Linked DNA regions of Mus musculus: region 2 is linked to region 1. A link is a loop called in an ENCODE intact Hi-C map of the cell type or tissue named here. Cell type or tissue: left cerebral cortex. All regions are shown on one strand. Each heading gives the region's core, and the rest is flanking DNA. Links, peaks and the distances in the headings are about the cores only.

The links. Peaks named below come from ENCODE experiments on the same cell type or tissue, not always from the same donor. Only the 100,000 strongest peaks of a DNase experiment are listed, where the experiment ranks them.
Region 2: it touches region 1 in a loop (5-fold over the local background); 3 of 42 quality-filtered maps call a loop at or near these places.

What each region holds. Positions count from the first base shown.
Region 1 is chrX:68,053,754-68,059,583 of GRCm38, reverse strand. No RefSeq gene overlaps it. Among named protein-coding and RNA genes, the nearest start is that of Mir509, 46 kb to the right of the region's middle. In left cerebral cortex, for the core only: no CTCF peak of the experiment used is centred there; a DNase peak (open chromatin) is centred at 3,356.
Region 2 is chrX:67,991,983-67,997,812 of GRCm38, reverse strand. No RefSeq gene overlaps it. Among named protein-coding and RNA genes, the nearest start is that of Mir547, 6.4 kb to the right of the region's middle. In left cerebral cortex, for the core only: no CTCF peak of the experiment used is centred there; no DNase peak of the experiment used is centred there.

The sequences.
Region 1 (5,830 bases), core at 475-5,474:
AAAAGTGCATACCAGGCCCAGGGGCTTTTTCTCTTACCTCTAATTTGCAGATCAAAGATAAGCTCTTAGCTACTGTCACAGAACCATGCCAGCCTGCCTGCTGTCATGCTCCCCACCATGATGGTCATGTTTCACTTTCAAAAACTGTAAGCCCTTTCTAAATTCTTTCTTATATTAGTTGTCTTGGCCATGGTGTCTTATCACAGCAATAGAAATGTAACTAAAAGATAAAAAAAATCGTTGATTATATTTAACCACACCTAAACCTCATCTGTTTCCCCATTTTATACCCTTGGTCACCTAGTATTTTTGTCATTTTACATGTGTTTTACTATCTCAACATTACTGTTCTTTCCCTTCCATCCCAAACTCTTGACTCTTTTCTTGCTTCCTCATCTCTACAGACTCCAATTTAAACAGAGAAGTCTAAAAGTTCAAAAGTAAGATCTACATATGTAAGAATATAGGGCATTTGTTTTTGTGGGTCTGCACTACATTGTTCAGTATAATATTTTACTTTATGGTTTTATGTATAAAACAGCAGCCTAAACTATCGTGTAGTAGAGAAATCAGTTGATAGAAATGGACTCCACAAGTGGATGGACTTTTCTTCTGTTTTCTGGGAGACATGTGTTAATCTGTTTTTCAACAATGTGTTGCCAATTCCAAAGATATTTTACTTGGATGCATAAGCTCCTCTTCTTCAAACTTATTTTTTTTTTTGTGCTAAAATACTTTTCCTAATAATGAAAAGCACAGGTTATCACAAGATATTTAATGTGCTGATAAACTATAGCTCTTTACCAGCAAAAACATAATGAAAATTTATGTCCCTGCATTTTCAGTTCACAAACAAACAGATCATTTTCATTAAATGAAAGAATAAGGTAAGTAGTGTTTATCTAATTTTCAATTCCATAATTTATAAGCTGCTAATTTTGTGTCATCTTGGGACTAATATCAATGATTAGCCAAATTTAATCTGAGTGAAGTATTCAAATTTTTAATCTAGACGGTTTTTCAGTGAAGTAATAACCCTGTAATTTTTGTATCAATGGAATTATTATTTGAAATTTCTACATTTTTATTTTAAATAAGACTATAAAATGCACTAATTTTTCATTTTAAAACTACTTTTATTGTCTGAGGGTTTATCCATCACACACATGTGTGTTAGTTTATTTTAAATCTTAAATTTAAAAGTTAATTTTAGGTTAATAGCTTTAAATTATAATCTCATACATTTTTATTATATGTTTAGAAGATTCCTTGGAATTTTTCATTCTTCTGCTGTCTTTTACATTTTTTATATCAGTTTTACAATATATATCCACATATTATACCTGTACAATATAGACTCAGTTTTTTTTTATACCTGAGGCTTATATAAATGTGCAAAACAGAGTTAAGAGAAAGAGAACCAAATCTTATGTTTTAAGAACTTATTCATCTTTTAATGCATTTCTATTAATTTTCCAGTCCTTTTCATTACTTCTACCACTCTTTGGACTGGTTTGATTGGTATTTTATAACTCTTTTGTAAATAATATTTATTTATTTATTTATTTATTTATTATTTTGTTTTGTTTATGTGTGTGCTTGTTTAGAAAGGTGTTACACAGGCCCACATGTGGCTAGAGGGGGGTAATGGATCACCTGGAACTAGAATTTCAGGATGTTGTGAATCACTCATGAAGTGGCTGGTAACTGAATTGGGGAACTCTGGAAGAACAGCTAGTACTCATAAGCACTTAGTCATCTCTTCAGCCATCTCTTCTAACTTCTGTGTTAGATAATTAACATATGAATGCCATCATGTCTCTTCTATCATAGTCATTCAATGTAATAATTTCTATTTGGTTTAGTTTTATTCATGGGGCAGGAAAGTTAACTCTGTGGTTAAAGCACTTCTTCTTCTTGTCCAGTTCACAGTATCCACATAATGGCTTACAAGCATCCATAATTTTAGTTGTAGGAGATTCAATGTCTATTTCTGACTACTGAAGGCACTGAGCACACACATGTCACATGTACATACATGCAGGCAAATCATTCAAACATAAAATAAAATAAATAAACCTAAAAAAATTAACAATAAGTGATTTGAGTGTTTTATGATTATACTGGCAAAGTTACATGTCTTGGCTTTAGGCTATTGTTACAGTAAATGCTGATATCATTACTATATGGTAATGTATAAATTTTAATTTTTCTATATTATAATAAAAAATTAAATACACACACACACACACACACACACACACACATATATATATATATATATATATATATATATATATAAAATGAGTGGAAGTAGAAAATATTGTGACAAAATTAAAACTAAGGAACTGTGGATATGCATCTGTGCTGTTTGTAGAATAATTTATACTATTATAAATAAGCAATTAATAAAATATGGTAAAGATCAAGCAATATTATTTAGCTTTTAAAATTCATGAAGTAATGAGACATTGTATAACATGTATGAAGTACTCTTTTAGGGAATTCTGTTGAATGAAAAAGATAGTCACAAAAAGGCAAACTTTCTATAACCCTAGTTACATAAATTATCTAGAGAAGCCAAACTTATCAAGAAGGACAATGTGGGGAAGCTGTCAGGAGTCGAGGGGTGGAAATGTGAACATACAGTTTGCTAGTTATAACCTTTTGGTTTTGAAACATGAAAAAGTTTCTGGAGTTGCATGATGGTGAGAAGAGAACGATGATGTAGACAGACATCAGAGCACTAACAGTTCTTTATGTTAACAGTGGGTCAGGACGCATGTAAACCAAGTGATAATGTGTACTACAGACATAGAAATTGGGGAGGGTGAATTTGAGTGAAGAGGTAAAATAAAAATAGCTTAGCAGAGGGGCCTCTAAAGCTGCTGAAGGGACATGTAAACATGAGGTCAGAGCAGAAAGATACAAAGGCTAAAGCATCCAGAGCAATACTTGTGAAACAGTGGAGCAAGTTTTTGCTGATTACTGTTTTGCTGATAATGTTTTTATGTTAATGAGAATGAGTAATAATATATGAGATTTCTAACCAATATATTATCTTTAATTTGTTTTCATTTAACCTCATCATGGATATTTGATAGTTTTTCAAATATATGTGATGTATAAAGTTTATTTTTATGTCTTAATCCTTTTTAGCTCATTCAACTGATCCAAATATAATAATTTCACTCTTTACTGACTTTTGTTCATGGTTCCATAATTATTCAAATATTTTGGAAATATGAGCTGTGTGTATATATTTAGCAGAGAATTGTCAAAGCTCCAAAGAGCACTGGCTTGCAGATGTCTTCATTAGTAGACAATTTGCATTCCTTTCACTAATTGCCCTAGAACGAAAATAGTAACCACATTTGACATATTTATGTCAATTATTAGCTTGGGATTTCCCAGGCACTAAATGAAATTCCCATTGGAAGATGACAAATAAACAATGAGAGTGTTGATTTCATTCTACTTTTGCCAACAAATTATGGATTTACCATATTAAAATAAAACAGAAATTGCTAGCATGTACTCAGTGTGGCTTTTGTAAATGGGAAAAAGTTTTTTTATGTATAATATCATTTCATTCATCTTTCTTTAATATGGAGATTATCTATTTTTTATTTATTTAGAGACAAATGGAGAATCTGAAATAATACCCTGACTGACTTTAAATAACTTTGTAAATAAACCTTGTTTCTCCTTTTAAAAATATTTTGCTAGTAAAAACATTCATTGATTATTTCCTTATAGTTTTGTATAATATATAATTATTTCCTCTTGTTTTGTATAATGTTCATGCAATCATAAATTAATCATATTTAATGTATGCCATGACAATTTTTTATCTACACAATACTTTCATGACAATAAAAATTAATATGCATTCTCACAATCCTTATCAGAATTTTCCTATCCATCCCCTTCTGCCAATAAACTTTGATCTGCTTGATTTGAAATTAAGTAGTATGAATAATAACAACTTTGATCTTTCTGAGTGTTTCTCATTTGTATGTCAGTATTATATCTACTTAACTAATTTATGCAACAATTAATTGTTTCTCTTTAACTACATTGAAGAGTTAGTAGCACACTGGCTTTAATTTTTAATGTTTCATGATAATTTACTATGGAATTCATCTGAGCATAGAGGTTTTTTTCAGGATAAAATGAATACCGCATGATAGATTTCTCTGTTGCACATATAAATTTCATATTATAGTGGTATACCAGGACAAATAAAATAATTTTTTATTTAATACATGTATCATGAAAATCTAAAGATTTTAATATTGATTTGAATATTGATTCAATAATATCTTTTAACTTTATGTTATTTTGTGCTTAAATAGAAATACAGAAGTTTAATGATATTCCTTAGTCCAATTATATCTATCTATCTATCTATCTATCTATCTATCTATCTATCTATCTACCTACCATCTATTTACCTACATCCCCAAAACTGCCCCTTCCTAGCCCCCCCTCAGAGAATTCCTCACATCATCTCCCCTCCTCTTCTCCTCTGAGAGGATGGGATACCTCTAGACATCCCCCAACCCTGTAGCATCAAGTCTCTGCAGGATAAGATGCATCCTCTTCCACTGAGGTCAGACAAGGCAGCCTTGTTGGAGAAAGGATTCCATGGTCAGGCTACAGCTTTAGGGACATCCCCCACTACAGTTGTTGGGGTACCCACATATAGACTGAGCTACTATCTGATATATATATATATATATGCCTAGGACCTTGGTCCAGCCTCTGCATGCCCTTTGGTTGGTGGTTCAGTCTCAGAGCTCCCAAGGGTCCAGGTTAATTGACTCTGTTGGTCTTCCTGCATAGTTCCTATCACCTTTAGTGCTTTAAATATTTCCCCAACTCTTCCATAAGAGACCCTGATATCTGTCCAATGTTTGGCTGTGGGTATCTTCATCAATCTGGCATTTTTTTAAAAAACTGGGTATAGTTCTACCTGAAGACCCCCTTTACAGCTCCTGGTCATTTACCAAAAAGATGTTCGACTATACCACAATGACATATGCTCCATTATGTTCATAGCAACATTATTTGTAGTAGCTAGAAAGTGGAAACAGTTTAAATATCTCTCAACTAAAATATAGATACAGGAAATGTGGGTGATTTTCACAATGGAATACTATTCAGCTATTAAAACAAAGACAACATGAATTTTGCAGGCCAATGGTTGGAACTAAAAAGTATCCTGTATGAGGCACCTCAAACCCAAAAGGACATACATGGTATATACTCAATGATAAGTGGATATTAGCCATAAAGTATAGGATCCCCATGACATACCCCACAGACCCAAAGAAGTTAAATGAGAAGGAAGTCCTAAGCAAAGGTGTGTGAATCACACATAGAAGGGAGAATAAAATAGTCATAGGAGCCAGATGGATTGAGGGAACAGGGTAGGAAATGGCATGGGAAGGGACTGGATAGGGGAGCAAGATCATGTGTGGGGAGAGAGGGCCAGATAGCCAGGAGTATGAATGGAAATCTGCAGCTGTTGGGCTTGTGATCGGGAGAGTCTCTAGGAAGCCCAGGGAACTGTGATGGGGAAGGGTCCAAGGAGTCAATGTGGGTTACATTAGCTAAGATGCCTAACAGTGGTGATATGAAACCTTAAGAGGCCACATACTTTATCCAAGTGTTACCCCAGTGGGAGGGATAGGGACATCAACACACCCACAAAATTTTCAACCCCAAATTTATCCTGCCTACAAGAAACACAGGCACAGGCACAGGCACAGGGAATGGAGCAGAGACTGAGGAAATTGCCAAACAATAACAGGCCTGACTTGAG
Region 2 (5,830 bases), core at 457-5,456, 62 kb after region 1:
CTTTAATATACAGATTTTATTTTATTCATTATTTCTAATTTTATTCTTTGTTTGTATGTAATTGAATCTATATAGAGATCAGCAAGCTATAACAGACTCCACTGGGGGGAGACCCTTTAAAAATGGAGGAAAGGAAAAGCAATAGACTACATCACATGAAAGCAGAAGTTAAATAGCAGATGGTTACACATAGAAAAGAAAGTCAGGAAATGGAAGAAATGAGTGGACAGGGTGGAGAATCTATTAAAATTATATTTTTAATGTCATAATGAAGTCTGACACTTTGTGTTAATTTAAAATTAAAATTAAATAAAGAACTCATTTTAATGGATTAAAAATCAATTTAAAATATTAGTGAAGCTATTCCTTACCTGAGAAAAAGAAAAAAGGAAAATAGCTTATTTCTCAAAGCCAGGATATTAAATGTGTACTAAGATAATATTCCCTCAAGGAGGTAACAGGTAAGGGCAATAGGCCTGTAGGAAGCAATCCAGTGCTGGAAATTCTGCATGGAATACAAACAGTCTTTTTCTGTTTGATCAGAACTACCATCTTCTCTTGAAGATAGTACTCTGCTCCAAAGGGATAATGCTCAGATAGAGTAACATGATTATTACCATTTGAGTAGAGTAATGCACACAAAGGACTTTATATTTGATAGCCATGGGTATATATATATATATGAGTTCACTTTTTTTGTCTTGGATTTTGAAAGAAGACCTGTAGGGTACAGAGGTAACTTTCTCAGACAGAATATTTGAAAGTCAACAAAGAAAAAAAATGTGAAGAGTGTTTTTCAGTTTCCACGTGAATGTTGGCTTTCCATTATTTATGTTGTTATTGAAGATCAGTCTTAGGCCATGATGGTCTGATAGGATACATGGGACAATTTCAATATTTTGTATCTGTTGAGGCCTGTTTTGTGACCAATTATATGGTTAATTTTGGAGAAGGTCCCGTGAGGTGCTGAGAAGAAGGTATATCCTTTTGTTTTAGGATAAAATGTTCTGTAGATATCTGTCAGGTCCATTTGTTTCATAACTGTTAGTTTCACTGTGTCCCTGTTTAGTTTCTGTTTCCACGATCTGTCCATTGATGAAAGTGGTGTGTTGAAGTCTCCCACTATTATTGTGTGAGGTGCAATGTGTGCTTTGAGCTTTACTAAAGTGTCTTTAATGAATGTGGCTGCCCTTGCATTTGGAGCGTAGATATTCAGAATTGAGAGTTCCCCTTGGAGGATTTTACCTTTGATGAGTATGAAGTGTTCCTCCTTGTCTTTTTTGATAACTTTGGGTTGGAAGTCGATTTTATCCAATATTAGAATGGCTACTCCAGCTTGTTTCTTCAGACCATTTGCATGGAAAATTGTTTTCCAGCCTTTCACTCTGAGGTAGTGTCTGTCTTTTTCCCTAAGATGGGTTTCCTGTAAGCAGCAGAATGTTGGGTCCTGCTTGTGTAGCCAGTCTGTTAGTCTATGTCTTTTTATTGGGGAATTGAGTCCATTGATATTAAGAGATATTAAGGAAAAGTAATTGTTGCTTCCTGTTATTTTTGTTGTTAAAGTTGGCATTCTGTTCTTGTGGCTGTCTTCTTTTTGGTTTGTTGAAGGATTACTTTCTTGCTTGTTCTAGGGCATGATTTCCGTCCTTGTATTGCTTCTTTTCTGTTATTATCCTTTGAATGGCTGGATTCGTGGAAAGATATTGTGTGAATTTAGTTTTGTCATGGAATACTTTGGTTTCTCCATCTATGGTAATTGAGAGTTTGGCCGGGTATAGTAGCCTGGGCTGGCATTTGTGTTCTCTTAGTGTCTGTATAACATCTGTCCAGGCTCTTCTGGCTTTCAGAGTCTCTGGTGAAAAGTCTGGTGTAATTCTGATAGGCCTTCCTTTATATGTTACTTGACCTTTCTCTCTTACTGCTTTTAATATTCTATATTTATTTAGTGCATTTGTTGTTCTGATTATTATGTGTCGGGAGGAATTTCTTTTCTGGTCCAGTCTATTTGGAGTTCTGTAGGCTTCTTGTATGATCATGGGCATCTCTTTCTTAATGTTTGGGAAGTTTTCTTCTACTATTTTGTTGAAGATATTAGCTGGCCCTTTAAGTTGAAAATCTTCATTTTCATCAATTCCTATTATCCGTAGGTTTGGTCTTCTCATTGTGTCCTGGATTTCCTGGATGTTTTGAGTTAGGATCCTTTTGCATTTTGTATTTTCTTTGACTGTTGTGTCGATGTTCTCTATGGAATCTTCTGCACCTGAGATTCTCTCTTCCATTTCTTGTATTCTGTTGCTGATGCTCGCATCTGTGGTTCCAGATCTCTTTCCTAGGGTTTCTATCTCCAGCGTTGCCTCACTTTGGGTTTTCTTTATTGTGTCTACTTCCCTTTTTAGTTCTAGTATGGTTTTGTTCATCTCCATCACCTGTTTGGATGTGTTTTCCTGTTTTTCTTTAAACTTCCACCTGTTTGTTTATTTACTTTAAAATTACTTAGAATAAGAAACACTTAGATTCAGGAATCATATCCTAGCGTGTGTCTATGATGACCCTTTCTAGAGACAGCCATATTTTGAAGGCTCTACCCTAATGAAAAGTTCAAGCCTTTAGCAGATTCATAACTATTAGGGAATGTTGAGAGGTAGGAATTAGGAATAAATTGGAGGAAGTATGTGACTAGCCCTGTGTGCTTGTGAGTGCTGGGAAACAGGGGTAAGGCTCAGTTTGATTGTTAAGTGTAAGTTTGTTCAATTATATTCAACTCAAATAAGTTACATATCTTTAACTCTACTCCAAAATTGAACTCTACTTCTTTTCCTCTAAGATTTCCACATGATTATCTATATTACAGTAGTATTTTTAAATTAGGAGATGATTTCCTTCATGAACTTTAGTTTCCCTGGAAAAAACATTGAAATCCAGGTAGGTACCAGGTAGTGAGTATGACACCATTGCGAACTGTTCTCAGATTGAGTCATATCCATGTTTTGAGGCAGTGTAAGAACTTATAAATGTGTCTTGATATTTTTAAGTTGGGTCTTTTTTTTTTTTTTTTTTTTTGCTTTGGTTTGAGCTTTCCAATTGATTTTTGTTTAATAATGTTGTTTAATTACCATTGGATACCTGTGTTCATCTGTTTTATATTATTTGTGATTATTTTGTGTACACATGTTCTTTCTTTTATAGTATGTGTGTATGTATATGTTTTGAAAATTAAACTTTGTTTTTTTTAATTTTTGATTAGCATTACTATTACAGTTTGTGTGTTCATTTTTCTTATATTTTATTTTTTTAATTTATTTTTACACTCCATATTTTATTCACCACACCATATCCATTTTCCAAGTCCTTCACATCCCATACCTCCTCCTCACCCACCTGTCTCCACATGGATGTCCCCACCCCCACCCAACCTGACCTCTAAACTCCCCAACTTGTAGGAATTCATTTAGGTTTCATGTAAGTTTTGCTTCAGAATTTGGGTGAATGCTTATATATGGTTTAATGTATCATTATTAATGCACTCATATACTGCTTCTGCTTGAACTGTCATTTTGTGAAGTTGCTTAAATAATTATTATATAATATTTGTTATTGGGGTATTGTGATAAATATTTTAAACACAACATTGGTTTAATAATGGTTCATTTTTCCCTTTGATATTTGAATATACTAAAGATTGTTAGAATTACAAATTGATTTAATAGACCCAAATCTATGCATCTAATCAACTTCTATACAGTTTGAGTTTACTTCTGATGTTAACTTTGGAAGATGTTTTAGTTGCAAAACATCTTTCTGAATTCAATTTTTTCTAAAAATTTCCTAGAGATCAACTTGTAGAGAATTGAAATTATATGGCTATATTTTCCCCAGGAACAGGGTCAAATTATAGTAGATTTTTTTATTTACTCAGATCTTTTTAAATTTCTATCAACAATTTTGATTTTTTTTTTTTTTTTTAGGATTCATGCTTTGGAATTACAAGAGCAGAGGCTAGAGGTAAACATAAGAAAACTCATGCCATCTGGGAGAGATGAAGTACCAGCTTGCCAGTCAGTAGGAACCAATGTGAGTGGACAAATCATCTTGAGAGATATGACTGCTAGATCTTAGTTTAGATGATTCCAGGTGATAATTTATTCAGGGCCCTGCAATTATTCTTTTCTCTCTTGTCACACTGAAATACTTTGCTTGTAAAACTTTGATATTAAAGCCAAGATCAATTGTCTCTAACACACTTTGAAAAATTTAGTATGTTTACAATGAATATAGCAGGAATCACAGGTCTCCTCTATTGTTTTAGAGTCTTAAAGTAGCTTATGGGCAGGGATTTGAGCTGAGATATGAAAGGAATGAGTAAGGAATCTACTCCCTCTTCCCATCACCTATCCATTGGCTGGATTTGGCTAAGGAAAGGCTGGGCATCATACGGGATGTGTTTATTAGGTGGAGCTTGGTATAGATGCATCTGAATTCTTGCATTGCCCAATTTGTCATTTCTATAGTTGTAACAGATTTTTTTAACTAGTAAGTCTAATATATTGTTGTTTAAAACCTACTGCTTTGTGCTCTGAAACATCCTCTATATATGTAGCATGGGGATGCTGTTAGCTATTCCATAGTCAGAAACATTCTGTGCCTATCATGAATTTTAAATCAGGCTTCTTAAAATAATGTTTTCAAACTGACTTTCCAAATATGTTTTAGTAGAAATAAAAAAAAAAATCGAATTTTAGATTTTTTGTCATAAACTCCATATTTTGCTAAATGTAACTAGAAACAGTGCAAAAAATTAACCAAAAGATATCTCAGAAAAGCAGTGAGAGAAAAAGTGAATTGATTAGAAAATTTAAGGCTCTAAGAAGTATAATATTTACCAGTTCCTTGTCTGGCAAAAACAAGTAGTCAGGGTAGTCTTGTTATTTCTTAGATTTATTGGAAATTCTCCTTATGATAGCCAGAAAAGACAGTCTAATTCACATTGGATGAGAAATCTTCCTACTAAGTATTATAAAGGAAGAAGTCACGACAGATTTCATCAGAACAAAAACAGGTAAACAGCAAACCTATTTGGCTGTGTGACCCAAGAGTTTCCTCAATCATTAAAAAATTCAGTCAGCCAGAATAAACAAAAGTAAATGAATAACAAAAGCAAACAGAATATCCACAAGAAGTGCTTGGACATGTAAGCATCTTGGTCTAGAGGAAGTGAAACTATTTTTCTTTATAAAGGCTGTCAGGTAGTGTGTATATAAGAGAATCCAACAAAAAGAAGGTACTTAACCAGGAAAACCTTGTTGTCCCTGTAGGCTCAGGGCATCCACAGTCCATCTGGACATACCAGATGGCTCAGCCTGGGATGTCCAAGTAGATAGCAACAATCACAAGCAAATGGAAACCCAGACAATATCAGCTTAGAAAATCAGATCAAATATCAACACAAGAAATCTGAAGATTCAATTGTCATTAAAATTTTAGCTCATACAATTAATCCGGAATCTACATGATACGTGAATGCAAGATAAGTATCTATTTAAACAGAAAATGCAAGTAGAATCTTGAATCTCCTATTTTACTGAAAGTATGCTGGAAAAAATAGTAAATGCACTTTTTATTAATAGTTATAGCCTTAAGGATTGCCCTAAAGAAATTCTTTAAACTAAAAATAAATGATAAAATGAAAGACGCTATAGCATTAGGAAAAAAAAAGAAAAAATAGAGAAAGAGCAAAAATAGATTTTATACATGCATACCTCTATACATGTACTTAGATAAGACAGTAAACATCCTCGAAGGCTTAGACAAAATAGTAGATAATTTAACAAGA